2 separate regions of the Mus musculus genome follow, and region 2 is linked to region 1. The links are chromatin contacts, found by Hi-C or POLR2A ChIA-PET in ENCODE. All regions are on one chromosome and are shown on one strand. The core of a region is the stretch at or near the end of the contact, and the rest is flanking DNA. Distances in the headings are between cores, read along the strand shown.

Region 1 (7,039 bases), core at 1,585-4,084:
AGGGTGCCATTTTGTTGTTGTTGTTTTGAGACAGGGTTTCTCTGTGTAGCCCTGGCTGTTCTGGAACTCACTTTGTAGACCAGGCTGGCCTCGAACTCAGAAATCCACCTGCCTCTGCCTCCCGAGTGCTAGGATTAAAGGTGTGCGCCATTTTTTAAAGAAAGGGTCTCTCATCGTTAGCCTAACGAGCCCGTACCCCCAGCACTGAGGTAGAAAACAATGCATCTAGCTTTTATGGGGATTCCAAAATTCAAACTCAGGTCTTCTCATTGGCAAGGCAAGCCTTTGCCACCTGAGCTTTCTCCTCAGCTCCAGGTAGACTGAGTAACTACTACAGTAACTAAGGGTGACATCATCGTAGTAAGGCCTTGTGGGAAGAACTGGCCTGGTTCCTAGAATGCCTTACTATGAGAAGGGCTGACTTTTAGAAGCCTCAGGGACTTTTCAAAGAGGGAGCTACCCAAACCTACAGGTGCTTCTGGCAAAAACCTTGTGGTACAACTTGGATGTGGCAGCCTGACCTGAATACACTTTCTGAGAACAAAGTCCTGGCACCACAAACAAACACAGGTGCCTGACAGCACTTGTAAACATGTCAGCCTGGCTTTGCTGAGATTGCAGGGCTTGTTCCAGAACCTACAGTGTAACCAGCCCTAGGCCTATCTCTTCAGAGGGTTATCACTCAAGATCAGAGTAGATCCCAAAATCTTTCCTTTACTATCATCTTAACGTCATTCTTTATACTTCTGATTATTCTCTACAACTTTTCTCTAACCCTTCTGCAAGTCACTAAAATACTCACTTCTCAGCTTTGCCAGCTGCAGCTGTACATCTGACAAGACTTCAGAGAATCCACAAAGGGGAAGGGAAGATGGAACCACTCTCCTTGCCGCCTGGAGCTGTTGGCTGTCCCTAGCTTCTAGCTGACAAGGAGCAGCTCTGTGAGCTTCATCTGGCCTAAGTAAAACTCATTTCCTGTTCTGAGTCCACCAAAGGGGAAAAGAGCCTCCTCCATTGGACTACTTGTTTGGGAGTTAAGGGCAGCCTTCTTCAAGCTTTCCGGATACCCTGAGGGCAGGCAGGAGGGAGGCTCAGCAGTCAGAGGCACAGGCTTTAGTTCCCTGGGGAGAGTGCAGCTGTTTACCAGGTGAGGTAGCAGAAAGGCTTGCTGAGCCACACCTAAGACTCCACCCTAACCTTGCCATTTCAGCCACCCCCCTCAGCTCCTATGCCCTCTGACCTAGAGGCTAGACTTCCTGTGTTTGTAACCCTCTTTCAGTCTGAGCTAGTATCCCCAACCTTGGGGAACCAGCCGTGCAGCAAGTAGTGGGGAGGGCCTGACCCAAGATCACCCACCAGGTTCCTGTGTAGGAACTGAGAGCTCCCAAACTCAGCCAGAGGCCCAGCTTCCCCTGGACTGTCTACCTGGGGCCAGGCCCACTTGAGAGGGTATCTCACCAGATGCAGGGGTATCACTGGGAAGGGTCTCAAGGAGCTGTCAGGAAAGCCTGGGAGCAGTATAGCATCCAGCAGGAAGCAAGGCTGGATTCAGTAATGTTTCAAACATACCAGGGGAGGGTGGCTGCTGTGAGTTTATTTTCTGCTTTGTGCCAAGACACAGTTATGGGGTCAGGAAAGTTCAGTGCTGTGAACCAAGAGGGGGCTCTCTCCAGCTTCTACTGGTTTCTCTTGTTCAGCCTTCCTAGTTTACAGGGAGGGTCGAGAGGGTAGGCACTGGCCTAGCACCACTTCAGCTTGGGCAGGCTGCAGATTCTGATAGGTCAGGAAAGGTCCCTGGGGTTGGTCTGGCCAGAATGGATGACTGGCTGCTGCTTCATGGTTTCAGGAGTCAGGCCACAGGTCATCGGGCTTCTGGAGACCTGGGGGGATTCTGCCGAGCTGTAAGGAGAGCATAGGTCACTGGGTCGGCATTTGCTTTAATTGGGGCCACCCCCACAACCACATGGAAGATGGACTCACCGCTCAGGAGACTCCAACACTGTAGTCATGAACGGGAGTGTGGATTTCCCGAAAAAGAAGCTGGCCCACCAGTGGCCCGGGTCGGCTTTGGGAAGACCTGAGGAGCAAAGGAGGGTCACGATGGGGTCAAGTCCTTCTCCACGCTACCCATCCCCCACCCCACTCCGCCTTAGGACGTGAACTCTGCCCTTCCGCTGGCTGGTTCTGCACTTACCCGGGGACTGGAGCACGGCGTCCCCAGGGTACTCGGCACTTCCGCCGGAGCTGCTGCTGGACGAGGAGCCCAGGCGTCCTGGGAAGGGGAGGCGGGTCAGCCACAGGGCCCTGGGCCAGCCCTGGGCGGGGCTGGCGAGGGGCTACTTACGCCGATAGTAGTCATGGGTAGCCACGAGCGAGCCGCTGGAAGGGATGGCTGCCATGCTTCAGGACCGAGGCGCTGCGGAGACGAGAGCAGAATGTGGGCCCTGGTCACCGCACACCGGAGGGTTCCCCGAGTCTCCCGGGTCCTGACAGTGCCAGGTTTCCAAGCGGCTCCAACCAGCCCGGTCCGGCTGCGTGGTGAGACAAAGGGGCTTTGTCTGCTCCTGGCCCCAAGAAGACGCGCCTCCCCCACCCCACCGCCGGCTGCCTTCGTCACTGCCCTCACCTCGGCGGAGAACCCCTTCCTTGCAGGCTTCGTTTTTAGGCCACCAGGGCGCTAGGCCGCGGAGCCCATTTGCAAAGATAACCCACGAAACACCACTTTAGGACCCACGCGCGCTATGCGCACGCGCGTACTTAGTAGCTTTCCTGCACCGCAAAAGACGCACCACTGGGAGGCGGGGCGCGCGTCAAAGCCCCTCCCGCTTCACAGCGGGCCCACCCATGAGACTTTTGAGCTCCCCTGATAGACCAGAAGTAGCACGAAGTGGTCCCGCCCTTCCCTATTAGACTCCACCCCGAGCGGAGCAAGAATCCACCCTACCTTCTGCAATGCTAGGTTCTGCAAAGTTCCACATTGGCCCTAACCTCCTTGATCAAACATCTGTGGTTTCGCTCCAGTCGAAACCAGCTCTGCTGCTTTTTTCCTGCCTGGTTCGGACTCGAACCCGGATAGAAGAGGTTAAAGAATCTCATGTGCCCCTCAGTCTGTGCCACCCTCTCGGATGTGGTCTCATGTAGTACAGCCTGTTTGGTGTTCTTGTTCCCTTTACTTGGGGCTGCCCGCTGCTTTCGCTGGTCCCCGCAGGCTTTATTTTCCACGTACCTCACTCCGACCCTTGACTGAGTGGATCTGTTTAACATAAGTAAGCACAAGCTGTTGCCGCGCACCTCCCTACCATCGCAATCTCTGTTTTCTGGGCTCACTGGATGGTGCCTGGAGCCCCCAAGCGGTCCTGTAGGGAATAGCCTGCCCTTGGTAAGCTGAGGAGCTGTCTGTCTTTCAAGTCCTGACTCGCATTGTTGTTCATCATTCCCAACCTGTGTTCTGTTTGGAGAGGAGTGATGGAAGACAGACGAAGCCTTGGGGTCAGAGAGAGCTCTAACAGAGACAGTCTCTAGTAGCTTCCATTGTTGGTCGGAGACTCATGTTTGGGGGGAATCAAGTTAGGGCTGGCCAGCATGCCCTGCCCACCCTTCCCTTCCTCAGCAGCCTGTGTTCTGTCAGACCGAGAGGATCATGAGCCAGCTTCGTGCAGCATGCTTCTCCTATAACCAAAGATGCTGGACTTCATTGGAGGCTCAGGGAGAACCGACTAGGCTGAGGCTAGTAGGATCCCAGGAGGAGGCTCTTGTGTCGCCGAAGTCTCAAGGCTGCTTGGCTGGGACCCTTTGCTTGGATTTGTTGAGACCTACTCTGTGCAAGCATTGATCCAGGCTCGGGAAAACCAGACAAGAAATGGTCCAGTAGGGGTGCTGGTTTAGAGATCATAAAGGAGATGGGTAAGGTGTAATGAAAAAGAGGTGGGGGCAGTTGACATGACAGCAGTACAAGTGAGTAAGGCCACTGATAAGGACCGTCCTGGTGACACCAGGAGGGTGAGACTTCTGTCTTCATAGTGTTATGTACTTCAGATTCTATGACTTACCCTGAACTGTCCTGGTCAAGTACATGGGCATCTCCAGTGGTTATTAGCTATTTCCTGTAGTGAAAATTCCCTCTGAAAAGAAAGTAAAGGATATATGCCTAGTTCTATTGCATCTTCTTATGCCTGCTCTTTTCTGAAGGGAAAGAGAGGAACAATGGATCTGGGGAAGATGGGAGATGGGCAAGGTCAGGGAGAAGGAGAAAGGGAGGCTGCTGTGGGGATGTATTGCATATGAGATGAGTGAAAAATAAAACCTCCCAAGAATACAAGGACTTGCTGATGATTGCACACGCCTTTATCCCAGCACTTGGGAAGCAGAGGCAGGCGAATCTCTGTGAGCTCGGAGCCAGCTTGGTTTACAGAGCTAGTTCCAGGATGACCAGGGCTACATAGAGAAGGCCTGTCTCGAAACAAACAATTACAAGAGAGTTCCAGGAACTCACAAGAGATTTACCAACACTTGCCACACTCTTCTCCAGGTTATATAAACTGTAACTGATTGCTGGGACAAGGGGACGCTCCAGCATAGTAGACTGCAACCAGGAAACTCAAGCAGCCTCCTTGACTTGTCACTCAGCCTCATATGAGCCTTGTGACTGAGCTTCTGAGTCACCTTCACTTTTGTAAGTGACCCTTACATCTTAGTAGTTTACTCATTGTCATACAGTCTGTTGCAGAGGGACATCATGGCAGCAGGAACATGAGGCAGCATGGTCATGTCTGCAGTTAGGAAACAGAAAGATGATGGCTGGTGCTCACCTCACTCTCCTTTTCTTTGTTTATTCAAGAATGCAGCCCATGGGATGGCACTGTCCACATTTGGGGAATGTCTTCCCACCTCAGTTCCAATCTAGAGACTTCTTCACAGACAACATGTGCAAAGGCTCATTTCCATAGTGGCTCGAACTCCCATCAAGTCTGCTAAGATTAACCACCAAATACCCACGCTTCCATCAGTAATTCTAGTAAACTCATTGGTTCACAAGCTAGACTTGGAATTTCTTCTTTGGTCTGTCATTAACGTCCTGCCTGCAGTGAACAGATACTTGTTGTGTTCCCCAGGAAAAGCTATGTAACACCTGTGTGGTTCAGACAAAGGCCAGAGAGACCAGGCTGAGGGGAGGGACTGTCAGGATTCAACTGTAAACTGGTTTGGAAGAAGGCCTCGTACAGTTTGCACAAACTTGAGATTGGGATTGGAACTTAACACTGTTTATCTGAAGTGTGAACTATCTGCCCTGATTTGGAGACATGGTGGTTACTCAGCAGGGACACAGATGAGTCAGATATGAGTGTGGGCCACCTCTAGGGTTTCAGGCAATATATGTAGTACATATATACAGGGGTTTAGGGCTTCCATGGGGGGAGGGGAGGACAGGGCTGCCAGGGCTTCTGTTGAGACTGGTTCTAGCCTTGCCACCTGTTTCCAGGGTTGGATTATCTCTCTCTTCATCAAAAGGCCAGAATGCACAGATGTATTCACTGAAGAAGCAATGGCTGCCCTTGTTCCTCAGGAAGTAGAGGCTGAGTAAGACCAGCCTCACATTGCCCAGCGTTTGCAAAGTTCCAGAGTCTAGTAGGAACTATGGAACATTGGTCTATTAAGGAGGTCAAGCCTGGTCCCACCTCCTGTTTGGTGCAGAAGGAGGTGCCTTGTCCATTTCCAGCAGGAAATAGGATGTATGTAGCTTGTGGATGTCTTACAGCCTGTGCTATGCTGTCCTGGAGATACGCAGCCTCTCTGAATCTGCTCTGTGGGAGTAAGGTTGGGTCCCACCAGGGGCCTTTCTGGCTGTCTCAGGGATGGACAGTTTAGAGGTATAGTCCTCTGCTGTGTTGGACAGGTTAAGGCTGCAGATGTGCTGTGCCCACTTCCTGCCAGGTGTTCTCCCTACAGTATCCTCTTAGGAGCAGAGTTTGTGATCCAGATGGTGGGTCAGCACCCAGGAAAGGAAAGAAGAAGTGCCATGAGAGTTTCCCACACTGGGGCAAGCTAACTGCTTTGCTTGGATGGATATGCCTGGGAGAGGCTTCAATGGAGAGGCTCACAGTGGGGGACCAGCAGCTGATTATCCCCAGCTGGACAAGAAGGCCTTCTGTCTCTCCCACGCCACCCTTGGCTATGATCTGGGTCTCCCTAATCATCCCACCTCATTCTCAGTGTCAAGATCAGCGTCTGTAGTAGAGTCTGAAGGGAGCGTCTTTCATCTGTCTGCCTGTCTGTCTGTCTCTCTCCTTCCCTCACCCTCTCCCTCCATTCCCCCTTCCTTCCTAGCTAAGATGAGTTCTCACTCTGCTATCCAGGCTGGCTTCAGACTCTTGAGCTCAAGTGAATCTTCTGCTTCAGCTTCCCATGTGCAGAGGGCCCAGGCATGTACCATTACGCCAGCTCTGGGATAGTCTTAATTTTTTTCTTGTAAATATGGAATAATTCATGAATTTGCATGTTGTCCCTGGGCAGGGGCCATGTTAATCTCTGCATTGTTCCAATTTCACTATATGTGCTGTCGAAGCAAGCATGGGATAATTTCTTTCTTTAAAGTAGAAAAATGCTATTTGATGAGATGGTTCAGCACTCTTGCCTTGCAAACTTGGTAACCTAAGTTAGGCCCATGGATCCCACATAAAAGTGGAAGAAGGGAACTGACTCCACAGAATTGTTCTCTGACCTCTATACATGCTGGTTAGTGTGTGGACAGAGGCCATGGGGCTTTGTCCTCAGGTCGTCCCTAGCATCTGTGCAGACAGTTTGCTATGACCTCAGAGTAGACACCTCATCCTTTCTTACCTCCTCTGAGGTTCCTAGTGAGGCTGGCTACATCACAGTCCAGCTCCAGATGTTGACCAGTCCCTGGGTCATGGCTCATATTGGAAAGCCACGGTTAGGAGCCCTGAAGTGTGACCTCCCACTGGCTGTTTGATCTGGCTAGCAGCTGACTTGCAGACTCCACTTCTCCTATGAATGACCACAGGTGAGTGGATACCTGTGG
Region 2 (7,039 bases), core at 2,592-5,091, 180 kb before region 1:
AGGGTGGTGAGGACCAGAGGCAAGGAGATTTCTGTTAGGTTGAGGCAAGCTCCAGGTCAGCCAGGGCTGCACACAAAGAAACCCTGTCTTGAAAAAGAACAAAACAAAACAAAAATCCATCAAGTACACGAGGCAGGGCCTACACTGGCTTTGCATTTGCAGATTTTCTTTTCCTTCTTTCTTTTTTTCCTCTTCCCTCCCTCCCTCCCTCCCTCCCTCCCTCCCTCCCTCCCTCTCTCTCTCTCTCCCTCTCTCTCTCTCCCTTCCTTCCTTCCTTCCTTCCTTCCAAATGCTAGAACTGTAGCAATGTACCACTTTGCCTGGGAAGATATTATATTGAAGATAACCAGCTGGGTGATGGTAGTGTGTGCTTTTAATCTCAACACTCGGGAGGCAGAGGCTGGCAGATCTCTGTGAGTTCAAGGCCAACCTGGATTACAGAGTGAGTTCCAGGACAGCCAAGGAAGGCTACACAGTGAAACCAGTCTCAAACCAAACAAAACAACCCCAAAAAACAGTAAGAAAGAAAGAAAGAAATTGCCAATTGAGGTGTGGCACTCCCTTAATCCCAGCACTCCAGAGACAGAGGCAAACTGATCTTTAGTTAGTTCCAGGATAGCCAGGGCTACATAATAGAGAGACCCTGTCCATAAGTAAAATAAACCCGTTGAGCATACAAATCACTTATGCACCTATCTGCTAGCATAGGAAAGAGCCAGAACAAGGACATGTCAAGTCCACCATGAAATACAACAAAAGATGTGCACTTGCTTGTAATCCTGGCCCTTGAGAGGTATAAGCAGGAAGTGAAGTCAAGAAGATTAAGAGTTCAAAGTCATCCTTGGCTATATAGGAAGGGCTATACATGGCCAGCCTGAGCTGCATGAGACCTTATCCTAAAGAAAAAGTAGAGAAATAAGACTTGCAGAGTACAGATGTAACATGGAAAGAAGAGCCTAAAGTGATTCGAGGATGCCACAAAACAGGGAATATGGGTGGTCTCTGGGGACTGGAGAGAGAGCTCAGTGGTTAATGTTTTCTGTGAGCAATTCCAGCTTTAGGAGATCCAACACCTTCTTCTAGCTTTCTTGGGCACCTACCTGTACACATGCCCCACCCCCACCGCAATCTAAAGATAAATGTAAATACATAGAGCTAGAGAAATGGCTCAGTGGCTGAGAGGATACTGCTCTTGTAGAAGTCCTGAGTTTGTTTTCCAGGATCTATGTTCGGCAGGTCACCACCACCACCTGGAACGCCAGCTCTAGGAGATCCTATACCCTCTTCTGGCACCTGTACACACGTACACACGTACACACGTACACACACACACACACACAAACACACTAACTAAAAATATATCTTAGCCAGAAATGGTAGTGCATGCCTCTGAGTTCCAGGCTAGCCAGATCTATATAGTAAGTTCCAGGAAATCCACCAGGACTACTAGAGAAACTCTGTCTCAAAAAAGCCTAAAATAGTCAGGCCATGGTGCAAACTTTTAATCCCAGCCTTTCGGTAGTGAGTTCAAGGCCAGCCAAGGCCTTTCATAGCTGTATGTAGTCCAGGACAGCCAGGATTACATAGAGACCATGTATCAAACCACCTTACCAAAACAAAATGAGACAAAAGCAACCGATGGATCTTTAGAGAAAAACATTAAAAAAGTAAAAAATAAATAAGTCAAAATAAGGGGCTGGAGGGATGGCTCAGTGGTTAAGAGCACTGACTGCTCTTCCAGAGGTATTGAGTTCAATTCCCAGCAACCACATGGTGGCTCACAACCATCTGCAATGAGAGCTGATGCCCTCCTCTCATGTGTCTGAAGAGAGCAACAGTGTGCTCACATACATAAATAATTTTTTTTTTTTTTTTGGTTTTTCCAGACAGGGTTTTTCTGTGTAGCCCTGGCTGTCCTGGAACTCACTCTGTAGACCAGGCTGTCCTCGAACTCAGAAATCTGCTTGCCTCTGCCTCCCAAGTGCTGGGATCAAAGGTGTGCGCCACCAATGCCCAGCAAAATAAATAAATCTTTAAAATATATTTTTTTAAAAATCAAAATAAAATAATAATAACAACCTTAAAGAAAAATGGACAAAGAAATGGGTTCTGGATTCTGCCCTCAGACTTCCAAGGCTCTAGCCCTGCCTAAAATCCTGCCAAGTGAAACTAATTTTAGTTCACTACTACCATTATAATAGAACAAATCTTTTTATTTTAGTGGCCTAAAATAAATAAATTCAAAGTACTAGAGGGTTATTCTGGATGACTGAGTTAAAAAAAAAAAAAGACATAAATCAGTTTTAGTAATTATTATTTCAGCTACATTCTGAAGTATTTGAGGGTGAGAGAAAAAGATGTAACTTGTGAAAGGTGCTTTCAAGTAGCACGGGGGGTGGGGGGGAAGGTAGGGCAAGTCAGCAAGAGATTATGTGTTTGAAATTTTCTGTAAGACTATGCAAACTACAGGAGCTGGGATGGGGCTAAGGTGTACAGTAGTTGGTTGCCTGGTGTGCTGGAGGCCCTAATTCCATCCTCAGCATAGTCAATAAATTTTTAAAAAGAGAAAAAAAGAAAAAAGGTTCCGAGCTGGAGATGTAGCCCAGTAGAAGTGGTGGCCTCCACCTGTAATCCTAGCATTTGGAAACTGAAGGCGTTCAGGATGTAGTAGAGTTGCTGACGGATCAAGAATTCAAGGACATCGAGAGTTACTACACTGCTATCTCAAAGGGGAAAAAAAAAGTTTTACACCTTGGAGAAGAATATTGATGAAGGATTGCCCTATCTTTTCAACATAAGCTCTTTCAAACTTCTTGATGTATGCAAGAAAAATCTAAGTAAACACACGGAGAACACTTCTGTAAAAGCCTGTCAGTCACCTAAGGTTTGGACTCTATTACCAACTCTGCTGGGTGCCAAACTAGTTGTGGCGACAGGCCACAGCGGTGGTCCCGACTGCGTGCCCTTCATTGCTAGCAGCAGAGGGTTTTACCTGCAGTTCTCCTTGAACCGGCACTTTCCCTCCAGGAAGAACGGACAGGGCTTCAGGGACTTGTGGGTAGGGTATAGGTAGAGGACTCGGACGCACGCAGAACCATCCTCCGCCTCTTCGGCGCCCACTACCATAGCGTTGTGATACTCCAGCGTGCCCCAAGCGCTGTAGTAGGGGGCATTCACTTTAGCACCGCTCAGTTCCTCCAGATCTGGGTCCTCCTCCTCCTCCTCCAGTGCAGAGGAGGTGGATCCCGGCTGCACCTCGCTCCCAGGGGCCGTCTCCGAGTCATTGCAGGGGGCGCCGGGCGCTTCCACTTCCTCCGCAATGGCCTTCTGGAAAGCCAGGTACTCAGCATCCTCTTGAGCTGGGCTCTCCTGGTCCACTGTAGACAGCAGCTTGCTCTTTCTGACCGACAACAGGCTGGCCTCGGTGAGCTCAATCAGCTCCTTTAGATCGCCCTGCAGCTGACGCAGGTCCGCCTGCTCAGAAGCGTCTAGGCCAGCACCGAGCGCCAGCTCTACCTGCTGCAGCTGGGCCCGGTAGGTCTGCAGGGCAGTCTCTAGGTTGTCCTCGTCCATCCCGACCCAGCAGGCAGGATTCGGAACCTTTACCGCAGACAAAAACAGGAGGAAGAGCAGTAAGAACAACTCAGGGCAACGCCGCCCCCAAAACCGCTAGGGAGCCTGAGGAGGGCCGCGGTTCCGCCGAGGGGGACCTGCACGTCACCCGCCCCGTCCTCTGCGGCCCGCAACCCCACCTCCGGCCGGCGCTCGCAGGCTAGAAGGGCTTCCGCCCTCGCCAGCCAAGCTCACGCGCTAGCCTTCTGCCCTCCGCCGGGCACTTCCGCCGGAGAGCCGAAGCTGCCGGAAGTACCTGCGCGCGGGGGCCGCTGGGATGCGATTCCGCCCGTGCTCCGTCCTTCGCTCCTTGTTCCGTCAGGCACTGTGAGGGGTCAGCGTGAGGTCGGTGGGGTTAGGAACGCGGCGGCGGCGGCGGCGGCGGCGGCGGCTCCTCCTCCAAGATCTGAGCAGGTACGGGTGGGCCTCAGCTGGACTGAGGGGCCGGGGTTCTAAAGTCCTGGAACAGGGGGACGGAAGTGGCTTCAGCTGCTGGTTCCCAGGCTCCGTGGGCCCGGCGGCGGCGGGAAGCCGAAGCCGACCCTCCTCAGGAGCTCTGCCTCTCTGGTCGCTTCCTAGACTTAAGTCGCCGGCCGCGTTTCCTGGTTCTGAGTTGAGGGTTCGGAAAGAGGAGCCTTAGGAAGGCGGAGCAGAGCAGGCCGCCACGGGCTTTTCAGGACTCCGAATTGATGGTGCATTATGAAAGATGACATTAAGTGGGAGTGGCCCAGGTCTAGCACGTGGTCAGCGATGGCATCGGGGGAATCAGGGTCAGGGATTTTAACAGAAGAGGCGGGATGGGGGCGAAGAGTCAGGATCCGCGAGGCTACACATTTGAAAACTAGCAGGAGAGGCGGACCGCTGATGAAGCGGGCAGGGCAGGAGGCCGATGCCCCCGGTACACACATTGACATCTCTCAGGGTGCCAGAACAGGATGTACACGCTGCTTTCGGGATTGTACAAGTACATGTTCCAGAAGGATGAATACTGCATCCTGATCCTGGGCCTGGACAATGCTGGGAAGACGGTAGGTCCCTGCTCTCTCACCAGTTCCCATTCCCTGCCTGATCTAACCCCCGCCCCAAGGCTACAGGTTAGTAGTCACCAGCCTCCTGAAGATCAAGCCACAGGCAGAGGCGTGCATGGCTGCATGGGTGTGAAGGGATAGGTGGGAAGGACACCAGAAAACTACTCTAGCTGCTGCTATCTAACCCCCTCTCTTTTTTTCCTCAGACTTTCCTGGAACAGTCAAAAACACGCTTTAACAAGAACTACAAGGGGATGAGTCTATCCAAAATCACCACTACCGTGGGTCTAAACAGTAAGGGGGCACCTTAGGGATATGATCTTAGGAGGTCCCTTAGAGATGGATGCTGTAAGGTCCACAACCCAGCTGACCAGTGGTCAAAACCCTGTCTTTCTATTCTGTGTTCAAGTTCCCTAGGATTGGTACCAGAATGGTTTGTCCCATCCTGGGGAGAGCTGGAACCTTGTGTGTAAAGGTCAGGAGCTAGCTCTTTCTGTACTCTTTCCAGTTGGCACTGTGGACGTGGGAAAGGCTCGTCTCATGTTTTGGGACTTAGGTGGGCAGGAAGAGCTGCAGTCTTTGTGGGACAAGGTAAGACACATTACCTGTTTGATCCTGTTTTTCTCTAGATGGCCCCTCATAGTCTTTTCTGTGAGAGTTCCACATTTACCCCAAAGATTTTCTAATTTTTTTTTTTAAGTTTTTCTGGTTTTTCGAGACAGGGTTTCTCTGTGTAGCCCTGGCTGTCCTGGAACTCACTCTGTAGACCAGGCTGGCCTTGAACTCAGAAATCTGCCTGCCTCTGCCTCCCAAGTGCTGGGATTAAAGGCGTGTGCCACCACTGCCGGGTTTTAAGTTATTTTTATTGGGGGAGGGGTGCGTGTCACAGCATGCGTGTGGGCGACGGGGCTAATTTGTAGACTGTTTTTCTCACCTTAATGTGGGTTCCAAGGATCAAACTCGGATTATCAGGCTTGTGTAGCAACCACTTTTACCTGCTTATCATACACATGGCTCTGTCTAAAGGTTTTTTCTTGGATCCTATCCCAGGTTCCCAAGTTGCTTTCTGTCTCACTCTGGTAAAAACCAGGGCTAGAGTCACCACGAAAGTGACATCAAGGGAATTCCCCCAGGGAGTACCCAATCTTTTCTTCAATCCCAAAGAAAGAAGCATTGTTCATTAGGGTAGTCTATGCAGAGCGCTTACTGAGGAACTCAGTGAGGACTATAGCCTATCCTCTAACAGGTGGATAAAAATGGCAGTTCATAGACAGGGAGGGCCCAAAACCTGTGTTCTCTGAGTCTGTCTGCTTCATTCTAGCTTGTTCTTTTAGATGGCCTTTTACCCTTCCAAGGAGGGTGTTCTCAGAGGCAGACAGCGCCTTCTTCTTTTTTTTTTTTTTTTTTTTTTTTTATTTATTTATTATATGTAAGTACACTGTAGCTGTCTTCAGACACTCCAGAAGAGGGAGTCAGATCTTGTTACAGATGGTTGTGAGCCACCATGTGGTTGCTGGGATTTGAACTCCGGACCTTCGGGAGAGCAGTCGGGTGCTCTTACCCACTGAGCCATCTCACCAGCCCAGCGCCTTCTTCTTTAGGCATTGGTTTTAGACACCTGAAACTTCCCTCTGTATACATTCCTCCACTGGCGTCTCTTCCACCCAGCCTATTAGGCACTAAGTCCAGCACTGAACAGAACAAGCCTTGACTTTCCTTCAGCAGTCCTTTGTTTTGTAGTTGGTACGGTCACTTGGCGCAGTCCAGTGCTTTAATCCAGGTGCTTTAGTTACAGTGATGTCCTATCAAGTGAAACACTTAGCAGTGGCTTCATTGGCCTTGATGAATGGAACCTATACTGATAAGTTCTCTCACTCTGGCCACTGTTCTCTGTCTAGAATGGTACCACTGATGGGCAAGTTGCTCTCCACAGTGGGTGCTCTGGTGAACCTTGAGATAGAAACTAAGTCCCCATGTGTGCTGCTTATATCTGCCTTAGGATTTTGGTATGTACTTTTCTGACCAAGCAGTATATCTTGTAGCAGTATATCTTGTATACCAAGCCTGGCAGATGTGATAAGTGGATCTAGCTACTTGGTTCCTAAGTCACATAAGACATTTCTTACAACCTTTGAAGCTGCTAGTACTGCCTGCTGACTCACTGACTTCACTGGGATGAGACCTCATATCATCCTCTATTATCATAAATCCCTCATAAATACAGTAGGACCTGCCAGTTCTCATGCCTCCAGCAATAGGCTAACCTACTGCCCTGCCCCAGAGCTGGCAGCTTCTGTGCCAGGCCCATTGCAAACCTGTATGGGTCTGGCTGCAAAGCCCTGCAAAAGGAACCTGGAACTGGCCTCCAGGACTCCATGGGAAGTGTAGGTGGGGAAGGG

Evidence for each region. A loop is a pair of places that touch in the nucleus more often than their neighbours do. ChIA-PET counts read pairs that join two places held with the same protein, here RNA polymerase II (POLR2A).
Region 2: a loop to region 1 is called in a map of CH12.LX, with 2.3 times the contacts of the local background. The contact joins the promoter of Arfrp1 here to the promoter of Ppdpf in region 1. A Hi-C loop is called at or near these places in 1 of 37 maps with a recorded cell type or tissue (CH12.LX). POLR2A ChIA-PET finds 5 or more read pairs at or near these places in 3 of 5 experiments (Patski and embryonic stem cell).

Annotation. Positions count from the first base shown.
Region 1 is chr2:181,183,042-181,190,080 of GRCm38, reverse strand. Ppdpf (pancreatic progenitor cell differentiation and proliferation factor) reads right to left here and starts at 2,834. Exons shown (of 5, transcript NM_001356427.1): 1 at 2,627-2,834; 2 at 2,345-2,416; 3 at 2,195-2,272; 4 at 1,981-2,077; 5 at 1,577-1,899. The coding sequence starts at 2,399. The coding sequence ends at 1,782. Gm24892 (a small nuclear RNA gene) reads right to left here and starts at 6,569; the gene lies at 6,466-6,569.
Region 2 is chr2:181,362,206-181,369,244 of GRCm38, reverse strand. Arfrp1 (ADP-ribosylation factor related protein 1) reads left to right here and starts at 3,841. Exons shown (of 8, transcript NM_029702.4): 1 at 3,841-4,026; 2 at 4,534-4,640; 3 at 4,847-4,934; 4 at 5,149-5,231. The coding sequence starts at 4,548. It overlaps Zgpat (zinc finger, CCCH-type with G patch domain), which reads right to left and starts at 3,822. Exons shown (of 6, transcript NM_001048148.1): 1 at 2,993-3,822. The coding sequence starts at 3,573.